2 separate regions of the Homo sapiens genome follow, and region 2 is linked to region 1. A link is a loop called in an ENCODE intact Hi-C map of the cell type or tissue named here. Cell type or tissue: ovary. All regions are shown on one strand. Each heading gives the region's core, and the rest is flanking DNA. Links, peaks and the distances in the headings are about the cores only.

Region 1 (8,020 bases), core at 1,239-6,238:
CAGGGATGAGGAGGAGGGGGCCGCGGGCGAAGGCTGGCGATTCATCCAGCAGCGCTCAGCAGAAGACCAAACCTTGGTCGCGCCCCTGGAGCCCTCTTTTCCTTGGAATTCCAGTGTAGACACCGTCGCGGGTGCTGGTTGCAAGGGACCCTCAGGTCCCCGCTGGCCCAGACTTGCAGCCTCGTCTAAAACCTCCCGCCCCAGGTTAAAAGGCAAAATAACGGCACCTGGAGGGGCAATGGAGCGCGGACGGGCTGTTCGAGGGCAGCGGGGCAGAACGGTCCCGCTGCGCAGCGCTATGACCGGGACGGAAGCCATGGACCGTTTCTGGGAAGCAGGTAAATGGAATTAAGTAGATTTAAGATTCCAAGGCGTTTTACACGCGGTCCCTTCTGAGCCTCTCAGCAGCCGAGGAAGGTAGGCCCAAGCATCAGCTGTCATCCACGAAGGCTCTCAGAGGGCGGCCGACGCCTCCACGTCACACAGCCGAGGGTCTCTGAAGCCGGGACTCGAATCCAGGGTTCTGCACACCAGATCTGCTGCTAGTCCTCGGCACCTGCTGCCTCGCGGGAGCCCAGTCGCCTGCAGGACAGGGAGTCCCTGCAGCTGCCCCGTTCGCTGTGCCTCCGGGGTCAGTCGTGGGCGCCCCAGTCCAAGCGCGGCCTCGGAACCGAATGGACAAAGACGACGGGGGCTGGAGACGCGTAGGGATGGCTGCGGCAATTACGGCCCTAGGAGGGGGAGCGCACCGCGCATGGGGACCGTGGACAGGCGGGGCCCCCTGATCCAGTCGGAATGAGGCGCGGGGCTCCCGGTTAGCGACTTGCCTATACACAACGCCCCATCTCCTGAGTTCGCTTTCAAGGCCCACCCACTGTTCCACTCATTCAGCGCTGGGCCATTCCACAGGCAGTTCCCCCGAGCCGGCCAGGTTCCACCTTCTGGCTGTTTCAGCTTCCTGAATTTCTTATCCCACCTGCCCGCAACAGCCTTCTGGACCAGCCTGGCGGGACACAAGGCGAGCCCCTGGTACTTAGGAATGTCCACTAGTCAGGGTCTGCACAGTTGCTGCAGCCAGCCAAACACTTTGTTGGGGACGAAGGAGAGGGATCTCTGGTGACTGGGGAGAGCCCAGGTCCAGCTTTTGGGGGCTAGGGAGCTACACTGTGGAGGGAGCCACACCCTGTCCTCTGGGTGACCAGTGAGGACTATACTCACTGTGCACCAACAATGTCAGATATTTCTTTCCTGGACGCCCAGGAAGTTCTCCTCAGACCAGAACTTAGTCCCCGCTTTCCAGCAGCTGCTCAAAATATATAGTCTCTTGGCCAGGCACGGTGGCTCATGTCTGTAATACCAGCATTTTTGGGAGGACAAGGCAGGAGGATGGCTTGGCCAGGAGTTCCAGACCAGCCTGAGCAAGACAGTGAGACCTTATCTCTACAGAAAAAAAAAAAAAAAAAAAAAAGCTAGGCCTGGTGGTGCATGCCTGTAGTCCTAGCTACTCAAGAAGCTGAGATAGGAGGATCATTTGAGCCCAGGGGTTTGCAGCTGTAGTGAGCTGTGTTCATGCCACTGTACTCCAGCCTGGGTGACAGAGGAAGACCCTGTCTCTATAAAAAATTATATATAATATTATATATTACATATAATCTTAGCAGGAGGGGTGGCTGAAAGCAGGCCTGGGTAGGTTTTGTAAAGAATGAGTTCACTGGACTCCTCTGCAAAACTCTACCTGTGGAACCCAGAGCCAAGGCCTTGCCACTCCCTCCCCACTGGGTAAGGCACAAGTGGCAAGTGGGCCAAGGATAAGTGGTAGGGGGACACGAGGGTGTCCAGCCTGTTAAAATGGTCACTGCAGATGTCATGCTGGCCTGGGAGCAGTAGAGCTTGGAAAACATCTGCTGCTGCCTGCCTGCCCTGATGGTCCCAGAGATAGGGTGAGGAGTAAATGATTCAGGGCAGGACCCCACAGCTGATCAGCTGATGGCTTGGTTGGGCACAGCAGATTCAATTTTTGCCTTTTTTTTTAAAATATACAGAGTCTTGCTCTGTTGCCCAGGATAGACTGCAGTGGTATGATCTCAGCTCACTGCAACCTCCACCTCCCGGGTTCAAGCAATTCTGTGCTTCAGCCTCCCGAGTAGCTGGGACTACAGGCTCGCACCACACGCCTGGCTAATTTTTTGTATTTTTAGTACAGATGGGGTTTTGCCATGTTGGCCAGGCTCGTCTCGAACTCCTGGCTTCACGTGATCCGCCTGCCTCGGCCTCCCAAAGTGCTGGGATTACAGGTGTGAGCCACCACGCCCAGTCTAGCAGATTCAATTTTTAACAATCTTCCTTCTCTGTCCCACCTTGGAGCCCTCCTGATTTTGTCTGTTTATCTGGTAGGGCCTGCTGTGCTCCTTGCGGATGTGACCAAAGCTCTGAAGCACAGGGTCCCCGCCTGATCTTCCCTTGCCTCTCAAATGTGGCACCCTCCTTCAGCTTGTATATCTGGGCTTCATGTTCTGAGGCAGGAAACTGGATATTGCTGAGGTACAGCCACTCAGCTGGGACCACAGAAGGCAGAAGAGGAGAGTTAGAAACAGGAGAGGACATAAAGTGGGCACCTTCTCATCAAGGACTGGCGCCTAGCCTGGGAGGCCTCCTTCCTGCTGAATATAATCACAATAACACAATAATAACAGTAGCTCCCAATTCTTGCCCATTTACTATATGTCTCTGCCAGGCATGCTGCAAGTGAGTTATATCCATCATTTCATTTAATCCTTTCAGCAATCTGTGAGGTATGTGCTGTGATGATGTTCATTTATACACATGGTGCTGGTAGAAGTTAAATTACCCAGACCACACTGCCAGAAACAGCTAGGATTCCGGCACAGGCCTTCTGACTTCAGATGCCTCTCAGATGCTTTCCTGGCCTTGCAGGGGTTTTTCTCTGTGGTGCTTCAATGCCCCATGGAGCACGACCTCTCTGATGACCTCAAGACAAAACTCTGCAAAAGAACCCCAGCAGGGTATCAGGCTGGAGGAGTGTGTGTCGGGGGGGGGGGGGGGGCGGGTGTGCATGTGTAGAGGGTGATTAGGTGCATTCTGGATAAATCAGAGTGCCAAGAGGGACTCCCCCAAACTTCCAAGGTCCTTTCAGGGTTGGACAGCCAGGAGAAGGTGGCTTCCTCAAGAAAAGAGGTACTGCTGGAGCCTGTCCGCCCTGGCTCCTTTCAGATCTGTGGGTAAAAGGCAGCCAGTGGCTGAGCTGGGAGTTCAAGAGGAGCACAGGAGCATGCAGGCCTACAAGTCTGTCTCCTTCCTGTCTGCTGATGAGAGCAGCTTGATGAGAGTACAGCTCCTCCCTGGGGATCTCAGAGTCTGATGGAAGTGACATAGTTTATAACTAGGGGCACAAGGACCATGCCTGTTTCTCATAGGGGACCCAGCACCAGGGCAGTGCCAGATACACAACGGGAGCACAATACATATTTGTGGATGGACAATGCTCATTTTTATTTTTCTTATGCCTCAGTTTCCCCGGCGATGGTGTCCTGGACTGAAGAGACTGACTGGAGTGCATGTTACTGCCGACAAAGTTTCAGAACACCGGCCAGCGCAAGACCACCGACATCAGACTGAGATACAACGGCAGCGATCCTGGATTTGCAGGGCCAGGATAAACAAGGGACTGTAGAGACCATTTTGTCCCATTCATTAATTTTTAGGCAGAACACAGATCTAGAGAGAATAGATGACTTGCCCCAAGCTACCCCGCGAAGGAGGAGGAGGGCCACGGATAAATAGTGTGCTTCGAGAATCTTAACTCTTCGGGGTCAACCTCTCCTTCTACGCCAAGGAAACAGGATCTTCCTGCAACCCCCCGAGACAACCACCGAACAGTCACCCAACTTAGCACTAGGGCCCAGACGTTCCGTCGATCGAATGTACCACGCTCGATTTCTAGGTCTTTAGCACAACGCAGGATAAGTCGATTGGTCGTCCCTGCCGGTCGCTGCTGAGCGCTGATTGGCTCCGGCTTGGGAAGCGGCAGAAAAGGCCGGCGTGTGGGGCGGGCCTGGGGAAGGGACTCCCGCGGCCCTAAGGTGCTGGCGGGCGTTTGGCGTTGCAGCTGTGTGGGCGCTGGTGCGTGCGAGTAGCGCTCGAAGAAACCCAAAGGCGTCGTGGGGCTGCCGTGTGCCCCAGAGAGCACTGCAGGCCGGGTAGGGGCTAAGGCTCCCCGCAGTCTTCTGTGTGTCGTCCAGTACGCAGTTGAAATCGTTCTCCAACCTGGCCAGTCCTCCGAGGCCCTTCTCAGGCGACCAGACTCTGTTAACAGAGTCCATTGCTAAAACTCCTCGTTAGTATTTACCACTCCTCCAGTCTGTGTTTTGAAGCAGTGGTTTTCAACCACTGCCCGTTTTCAGAAGAAATCATCTCAAGCGTCCGTGTGCTGCTAGAAGCCGGGCCGGGAGGTCTTGGTGCCGGACTCCACCCTGCAGCCCTTCCCTTTCGCCACCGCCCTGTGCTTAGAGAAACCTTAGAGTGGAGCAATGAGTCGCCCTTGACTGAGTAACTCTTCGGGGTCAACTTCTCCTTCCACGCCAAGGAAAGGATTCCAGGGCGATGTTTCTGGAAATAGAGATCTGACCAAGCCACTGCTCTGGTGAAAATTCAGTGGGTCCCTAGCACCTAGTGCAGCGGCTCCTAGCCTGAGTATTGCCGTCTTTCGGTGGGGAGGGGTTGGGTTTTTTTGTAGCATCTGTTGATCTGATCTCCAACATCCTCCACGTCAATTCCCACTCCACCCACATCCCTTATCCTATACGTAAGCTTTCCAGCCACGGTGCTGGCTTGGGTGGGGGTGCGTGCGGTGCTGACACCAAAATGGAGGTCCCGTGTTTCTGAGAGTCTCTTTCAGAGCAATGCAAACCTGAAACTACTCCTGCCAAGAAACGATTGCAGCTCTTCCCGGAAAAGTTAAAGCCTTTGAGAAACAAAGCTGAGGTGGGTAACTTAATTAAAAAAATACAGAGAGGAGTTTCAAGTAGACTAAGTGGGAAGAAAAGGAAAGAGTCTTGGGTGGGGCAGGGATTCAGGGCACCAGCTTCCTTATCGCTGAGCCTGGGGGGTGGGGGAGGAGGGGGCATGTGTTGTCACGGGAGGCATTGATAGAGCAACCTCCTTCAGGGAAAGAAAAATGGAGATAGGAAGCAGAGTGAGGAAAGGCCACAGTGGAGTCTGAGGGCTTCGGGGTGGACTTCTGGCAGGAGCCTTCTCCAGCCATGGCTTTAGGGCTGATATGGTTAGGTGCTTTGTGTCCCCACCCAAGTCTCATCTTAAATTGTAATCCCCATAATCCCCACGTGTCAAAGGAGAGACCTGGTGGAGGTAATTGAATCGTAGGGGTGGTTTCCACCATGCCGTTCTCATGATAGTGTGTGAGTTCTCAGGAAATCAGATGGTTTTATAAGGGGCTCTTCCCCCATCACTCCACACTTCTTTCTGCTGCTTTGTGAAAGAGGTGCCTTGCTTCCACTTCTGCCGTGATTGTAAGTTTCCTGAGACCTCCCTAGTCATGCAGAATTGTGAGTTAATTAAACCTCTTTCCTTTCTAACTTACCCAGTCTTGGGTAGTTTTTTGGTTTTGTTTTGTTTTGAGATGGAGTCTCACTCTGTCACCTAGGCTGGAGTGCAGTGGCGTGATCTCGGCTCACTGCAACCCCCACCTCCCAGGTTCAAGCGATTGTCCTGACACAGTCTCCTAAGTAGCTGGGATTACAGGCACACACCACCACGCCCAGCTAATTTTTGTATTTTTAGTAGAGACGGAGTTTCACCATGTTGGCCAGGCTGGTCTCCAACTCCTGACCTCAAGTGATCTGCCCACCTCGGCCACCAAAAGTGCTGGGATTACACATGTGAGCCACCGTGCCCGGCCTTTTTGTTTTGTTTTGTTTTTGAGACAGAGTCTCACTCTGTCACCCAGGCTGGAGTGCAGTGGTGTGATCTGGCTTACTGCAACCCGCACCTCCTGGGTTGAAGTGATTTTCCTGCCTCAGGCGCCCACCACCACGCCTGGCCATGGGCAGCTCTTTATAGCAGTATGAAAACAGGGTCCCTCTCGGTTGTCCTGTCTGGACTGTCAGTTCACCTGAGCTAGACTCAGGCAGGGGGCTTCCTTTGGCTTTGCTCACCTTGCTGCTGTGGGTCCACTTCAATAAGATGACAACAAAGCAGAGCTCACCTGAGGACATGCAAGAGCCCTCGTTTATGGAGCTTGCAGACTTCACAAGACTCCTAAGAATTGTTGAACGATCGCTGGTTACGGCTTCTTGAGATGGATTACTTGCTTGCTGAAGCACCTGCTTGCTTGACTGTTGCTGCCTGAATTCCTCTTTTTCCCAGGAGACCAGCTAGGGTGGGGAGAGCCTTGCTGGAGCCCTAAGCAAGGAAGGCTGATTTCCAGGGGTGTAGGCTGGCTGACACGGGTGTCACTTTGTTATAGATTAAGATATACCACATAAGCAATATGGCAAAGTTGGGGGTTTTTTTTTGTTTTGTTTTTGTTTTTGAGATGGAGTTTCGCTCTTGTTGCCCAGGCAGGAGTGCAATGGTGCAATCTGGGCTCACTGCAACCTCTGCCTCCCACGTTCAAGCAGTTCTTCTGCCTCAGCCTCCTGAGTAGCTGGGATTACTGGCATGCGCCACCACGCCCGGCTAATTTTGTATTTTTAGTAGAGACAGAGTTTCTCCATGTTGGTCAGGCTGGACTCGAACTCCCGACCTCAGGTGATCCACCTGCCTCGGCCTCTCAAAGTGCTGGGATTACAGGCGTGAGCCACCATGCCTGGCATATATGGCAAAGTTTTAACACCATTTTTTACTAAGATAAGTATCATAAAGGACTTTGTAAAGAATATATTACAACCGATCAGGCCAGTGGCTTTTTGTTTGTTTGTTTAGCAGGATTTGATTGAACCTCATCATGCTATAGATCTTCCATTCAGGGATGATGATGTGGGCATAGTTCAGTGGAGGCTGCCTGCAATGAAACTGGGCAGAGGCAAGAATCGAGAGATCAGCTTTAGCCCAGCTCCCAGGAGCACCAGAGTTAAGAAGGATATCTCCTAGAGGGAAAGCCAGAGACCAGGCAAGGGAACATACATGAACACCCAGCCTGTGCTCTGGTGTGAGGTTGCAACAGGAGTAGGATTGGTTCAATCAGCATATTTTCTTTCATGTACTAGGTTGAAAGTATTAGTCCATTTTATAGATGAAGAAATGGAGGCCCAGAGAGATCACGTGACTTAGCCAAGTCCACCAAGTGAGTAGACGGAGATGACCTGACCTCTGGAGTTCTGTCTCTAACATACCCTAGTTCTTTCTTGATTGTCCATAATATACAAACACAGTGGCCTGAGAATATTTACTCCCCTGGTCACTATTTCTTCAGCTGGAAAGGGAAACAAATTAGTAACATTTGAAAAAACAAAAACCCCAACAACTAAAAAAGTATTACTAAATGCAATGCTGTTTGAGAGAACAAACTGTCAACAAAAATAATACTTAATTCTCTGGAAGTGAAATTAATTAAAAATTCAGAGGAGATACCAGAACACTAGCTGGTAGGATTAAATAAGTGAAGGACCAGCTGGAGCAACATAGCAAGACCTCATCTCCTCAAAAACAAAAAAGAAAAGAAAATTAGGCGTGGTGGCATGTACCTGTAGTCCTACTTACTTGGGAGGCTGAGTGTCAAGGGTTGGGGGGAGAGAGGAGGATTTGGAAGTAATGACTCAGGGGGGTGGGGTTTCTTCTTGGGGTGAAATGTTGGGGATGGAAATGTTCTGAATTTAGCATGCTGGACCACATCAAGTTCAGAAGCTTCTGAACAGCGAAGGAAACAATCAATGAAGAGACCCACAGAATGAGAGAAAATATTTGCAAACCACTCATCTGAAGCTCAGATAACTCCATAGGAAAAAAATCGAATAATCCGATTTAAAAATGGGCAAAATATCTG
Region 2 (5,000 bases), core at 1-5,000, 1.4 Mb before region 1:
GAAACGTGTAGAGATGTAGAAAATCTTTAGGAGGTAGAATCTGCAGTTTGGTGAGCATTTGGGGTGGGCAGGTAGGGAGAGGAGGGAGTTGGCGCTGAAGCCCAGGCTTCTGACTTGAGCAACTGGATGCTGGCTGGTGGTGCCATTACCAAAACGGAGGATGTGAGGGAGGCCTGGAGGGAGAGTCTGGGTTCCAGTCTGAATTGGAGGACTTAACATCTCTTTCTGGCAGAGATGTCCAGAAGATGGTATCAGGAGACCGAAATGAGATCGGACTTGAGGTTCGTTGGCATATGTTGGTGAGAGAAGCCGTGGGAACAGATGCCGTCACCCAGGGAGAGGACCTAGGGAGGAGTGGAAAATGCTAAAGCCCCAGCCTGAACAACAGCAGCATTGCAGGCCTGGGCAGGAGCAGGGTGTCTGAGGCGGACAGCCAGGGAGGGGAGGAAAACAAACACGGGGAGGAGGCCCAGAAGTCAACCTTTGTCCACCCGGGCAGCGATTCAGCAGATCCAGCACTTCCTGACGTTACTGCCGTTAGCACTGGGCACAGTTTCTTTTAGCCTTTCTTCTTTTTCTTTTCTTTGGGTACTTCTACAATCACAAGTTTTTTTTTAATTTAATTAAATCTTTTAATTGCAGAAATAATACGTGCCCATTGTAATAAGTTAAACGAAACAGAGATATATGAGGGAATCATCATAAGCAGTTTCTTCTAAATCATGTCTGTGTCCCTAACACACACACACAAATACACGTCATACACATACATCATACATGCATACATCATATACACATAAATGCACCCCATCTCCTGGACATTTCTGCTTAATCGATGTTGGGACCTCCGGAGTGTTTTTTTGTTTTGTATTGCATACACATGGGAGACCATATGTCAGGAACTTTTTTTCACATAGTATTTCATGTATATACAGATATAGTTCATCCCCTTGTTAACTGCTATGTAATGATCTATAGTTTGGCTACACACCAATCTTTTTGTTTTCACTTCAAATGTTCTTGAAATTGTACTCTATATTAGGATCCTTTTTTTTCACTTAGTTTTAAATCAAGTCTCATATCATTAAGGGCCCTTTGTAAACATGATTTCAATGACAGCATCATATTCCAGAATGTATCTCATAATTTACCAATTTACTTTCAGCCAGTTTGGGGCTATTAAAAAGTAAAATCACAATGAATATCATACAGTATTAAACTATGTCCGCATTCCTGGTTATTTTCTTTAGGGAATGAACACTTTTAGAGTCTTTGTCCATGCTACCAAATTGCTCGTTCCAGAAAAACCATGTCAATCTGTACTCCCACTAGCAATGGCTGAGAGAGGCTCCCAACCCCTTTTCTTAAATGTTCACTAATCTGGTAGATGAAAGTGGCATGTTATCACTTCAATTTGCATTTTAGATGACTAGTGAGGTTAATTCTCCATTTGTGATTCTTCTAAGAATTATCTGAATATGCACCCATTGCTCTAGTTTTCCAAAGAGGAGGTGGTCAGCCTTCCTCCCTCACCACCGGCCCAGTCCCAGCCCTGAGCCCTCCTGCCCCAGAGGTTTGGACCCACCCTTGACTTCAAAATGGCCCTTTTCCTCCTGGTTCTGCGTCCCTTGCCATCTGTTCTCAAGCCTCTTCCATCCCCTCCACATCCCCATGGCTGGCCTCTCTCTCTCGGCTTCTGTGCCTGTGGGTGCCCCTTGCTCTGCACCCCAAAACCCTGGCACAGAACAACCAAACACAAGCCTAGAATGTTCAAGCAGGCTGCCAGGGCCTGCCATCAGACTGGGATCAGTGCTGACAGGCCAGCAGACACAGCAGGCACCCCTGCTGCGCCAACCTGGGCCAGGGAGAAACGGGGGGCCACCACGGGGGCCTCCCCTGCAGGGACCGTGCACAATCCCCTCGTCTTTTCCTTTCCCGTTTTTCCTCCTCTCCCCATTATTCTGACTCAGGCTTTAACTTTCACAAATGATGCAGTCTGCTGGTTTGGGGTTTCCGCAGGAGAATTTCTGTACTCCTGGGGGCACTGGGGCCTGTTCGCCCTTGTTACAGAAGAGGAACCCTCGATGCTCTGCAGACCCCGTCAGGCTGCTGTGATAAGCAGGGCTGTTTGAGCTGCATCATGTAAACCTGGCCCTTCCGAGTGAGACTTCGCAGAAATCCCACTGGAGATTCTTCCGCCCCTGCGCTGTCTACTTTCCTTCATAATGATAAATGGCTGAAAAGAAAACTATCTAATCTCCAAACTGCTTGCTTTTTTTTTCTCCTCTTTCTTCAAGGAGAGGAGGAAGAACACAGTCACATAAAACAGAGTCCTTCATCGCCTGCTTCTCAGGAGACGGTTCTTTCCCTTTTCATCCCGGGCCTGTTTCTGATCTGTGATGGGCTCGCATTGAAAGCTCCAGCCCGGTCCTCCCTAATCAGCTGCGACAGCCGCTGCGGTTGCTCGGGTTGCCCATCGAAATTGAATTGATTACCCGGCCGCTTTGCCATTTTGTTCGGCGCACAATTGCTTAATAGCTGTCACCTTGGCTTTCAGTCCAGGCCGGCTTCAGGCTGACTGGTTCCCATTACTCGGGATGGCCAGTGCAAGTTCATCACCTTGACAGGATGTCCCTGATTGGTTCCGTATGCCTTGGAGACCTGTCATAGATTTGCGTGGGGGGAGAGAGGGCTTGCCGGGGGATGGCATGGAAATCTCTTGGCTGCAGGAACAGCCAGGTTTCACTGCAGGACTCACCACGTTTGAATCATTACCAGGTCTTCTTGTCAGGAGTGTGGCCTCTGCTGACATAGCTGCTAATGAATTTGTAAATTTTTAAAAAATACAAAACAACCCAGACTGTTCTAACCTTTGCTGTCGCCACCTGCCGCCTGGGTGGGGGTGGCAAGCAAACAGCCTCTGCCCCCTCTCCCCCGACCCCGCCAACCCCTTTCCCCTGCTGGCTGAGCTGGAGACCCGGGCTGGGACAGAGACATCTTTCAAGTGAAATCCTTTGCGCTGGGAACTACTTCAATTAGACAGCAGGGGGAATGTTAACATGCCCTCCGGCCTTTTAAGTGGGTTTTAATTTTATGTTGTAAGATAAGACACTGCGAGGCTGGGCTGCTACTCCTCCAGCAGGCTCCATTAGTGGGGCGAGCCGAGGCCTCTTGACCCCCTGAGGCCCAGCCAAGGCTGGAAGTTGGTTTGGTTTTTTAACAATTTGTCAGTCTGACCCAGCTTCTCTTTCCCTTCTCCCTTTTGTTATTCCAGGCTCTTCTACGGTTGAGGGCCAACTGTCTGTGGCTGAGTTGCTGCTGAGAGGCCTGCCCTGGCTTCTCCCCAGGGGCCTGGCCCTGGGCTGGAGAGCACAGCCCCCAAGGCTGCCTTCCCGTGGACATGCAGCTGAACGTTAATTGGCTTTTGTCCCCTTCCCAGGCAGGGCACAGCAGAAGCAGACCCTTTTCATGTGGCAGGTTTCTGGCCGATGATGTATGACCTGTTGGCGCTCCTGAATGGTGCCCTTTGTTTCAGGATATCCCATGTGCCCCCTTTTTATTGAGCTGTTGATTCAGAGGCGCAGGAAAGTTCCACAAATCCCACTGCAGGCCCGGCTCTGGCCATGCCCAGGTGGGGAAGCCCAGGGACCTCACGCTTCCCAGGAAGCTGGCAGGAAGCCGTGGGCTGCCTCGAGGCAAAATACCCCTTTAAGAAGTGGCTTTCTTCATGTCAGACTCAGCCAACCATGTGTTTGGAGAGAACCTGGGAACATCCGCGTTGCCCCCAGCCCTCTGCCTGGGCTCTAGAAGGTGTGGAGTGTCCCAGATGTGCTGTCTTCACCCAGAAAGAAAAGAGCGCAGCAGGTGGGAGTTAGGAAGAGCCCTCTCACTTCCCTGTCCCCTGAGCCAAGCTCAGTTAACATCTTTCTCCATGACCAAGAATCCCAAGGTGTGCGCCAGCAGCTAAGGGAGGATGGAGCTTGGCTTCCTGTTCTGCAGGAAGAAGTCCAGCCAGAGAGCAGCCTAGAGCCACAAAAGGACTCTGGAGAAACAGGAGACAAGGTTGAGTCTTTACCCAGCAGGAAGTCTCATCTCAGTCCTGACAGGGCAAGGATTCAAGGGCATGCCTCCCTTGCCTTCTCTTTTCCTGGGTTCCTAGACCAGCCTGCAGTGGAGATGGTGGATGCGGGTAAGCAGCTTTGGGGAAGGAGCAATGAGGGGCAGGGCAGGTGGCAAGGCTGTAAGGAGGGAGACCCAGCAGCGCCTTCCTATGCCTGCCTCTTCCAATCTAGGGTGAACCTGGGCTGGATTTCACCTTGCTTTTCCTCTCTCCATCTTGTGGCCAAGCTTTAGGGACCTGGCAAAGGTGCAGGCGAATGGGGACTTTGCCAGGCCTTGACTCACCCATTCTGGGGTGATGGTGGTGATGAGCTCATGCCCCTGACTGCTCCAGGAAGCCCCCCGCACTGACTCAAACCTGCTCTTCAGTTCCTTTTCTGAAGCAGCTGCATAAATCCCACCAGGAATTCCCTACTTACGAGACCACTTCCCCCAAATGGCCAGCTTATGTGTTGACTGCTGAAAGGAGACAGATTCCTGCTTTACTGCCTGCCCGCCCTTCTGGGGTCTTTGTGGACCCTGGAGTCCAGATTCATAACCCAGGGAGTAGCATGAGATCAAAGGTGCAATTGCTCTGTGGTCCTAGGTGACTTCACTGTGAGCTCAGAGGCTCCACGGTACACATGTTCAGAGGTACTGAGGGCCTTACCTGACACTTGAGAAAAAGAATACCAGCAAAAAAGAGGCAGAGGCCGTTGCAGAGCCAAGAAATGACAAGTCAGTAATAAAGAGCATCCACACACTTCACAGTTGTAAAATGGCTTTATGTTCCGATATGCAAAATAAAACATCCATGCTATATAACAAAACACTTGAAGTTCCATATCACCTGTTAGCTAATGTGTTTTCTAAAAAAGCCTTATCTGTAGTGTGTGTGTGTT

What was found. A loop is a pair of places that touch in the nucleus more often than their neighbours do. Peaks named below come from ENCODE experiments on the same cell type or tissue, not always from the same donor. Only the 100,000 strongest peaks of a DNase experiment are listed, where the experiment ranks them.
Region 2: a loop joins it to region 1, with 12 times the contacts of the local background. A loop is called at or near these places in 1 of 110 quality-filtered maps.

What each region holds. Positions count from the first base shown.
Region 1 is chr17:60,131,737-60,139,756 of GRCh38, reverse strand. It overlaps LOC100996660 (a long non-coding RNA gene), which reads left to right and starts at 4,113. Exons shown (of 3, transcript NR_187530.1): 1 at 4,113-5,001; 2 at 7,245-7,321. RefSeq lists enhancers at 168-701, 4,172-4,271, 4,382-4,441. In ovary, for the core only: no CTCF peak of the experiment used is centred there; a DNase peak (open chromatin) is centred at 4,056; H3K4me3 peaks cover 1,389 bases; H3K27ac peaks cover 634 bases.
Region 2 is chr17:61,484,973-61,489,972 of GRCh38, reverse strand. It overlaps TBX4 (T-box transcription factor 4), which reads right to left. Exons shown (of 9, transcript NM_001321120.2): 9 at 4,863-5,000. Among named protein-coding and RNA genes, the nearest start is that of TBX4, 35 kb to the right of the region's middle. RefSeq lists enhancers at 2,161-3,023, 3,024-3,886. In ovary, for the core only: no CTCF peak of the experiment used is centred there; no DNase peak of the experiment used is centred there.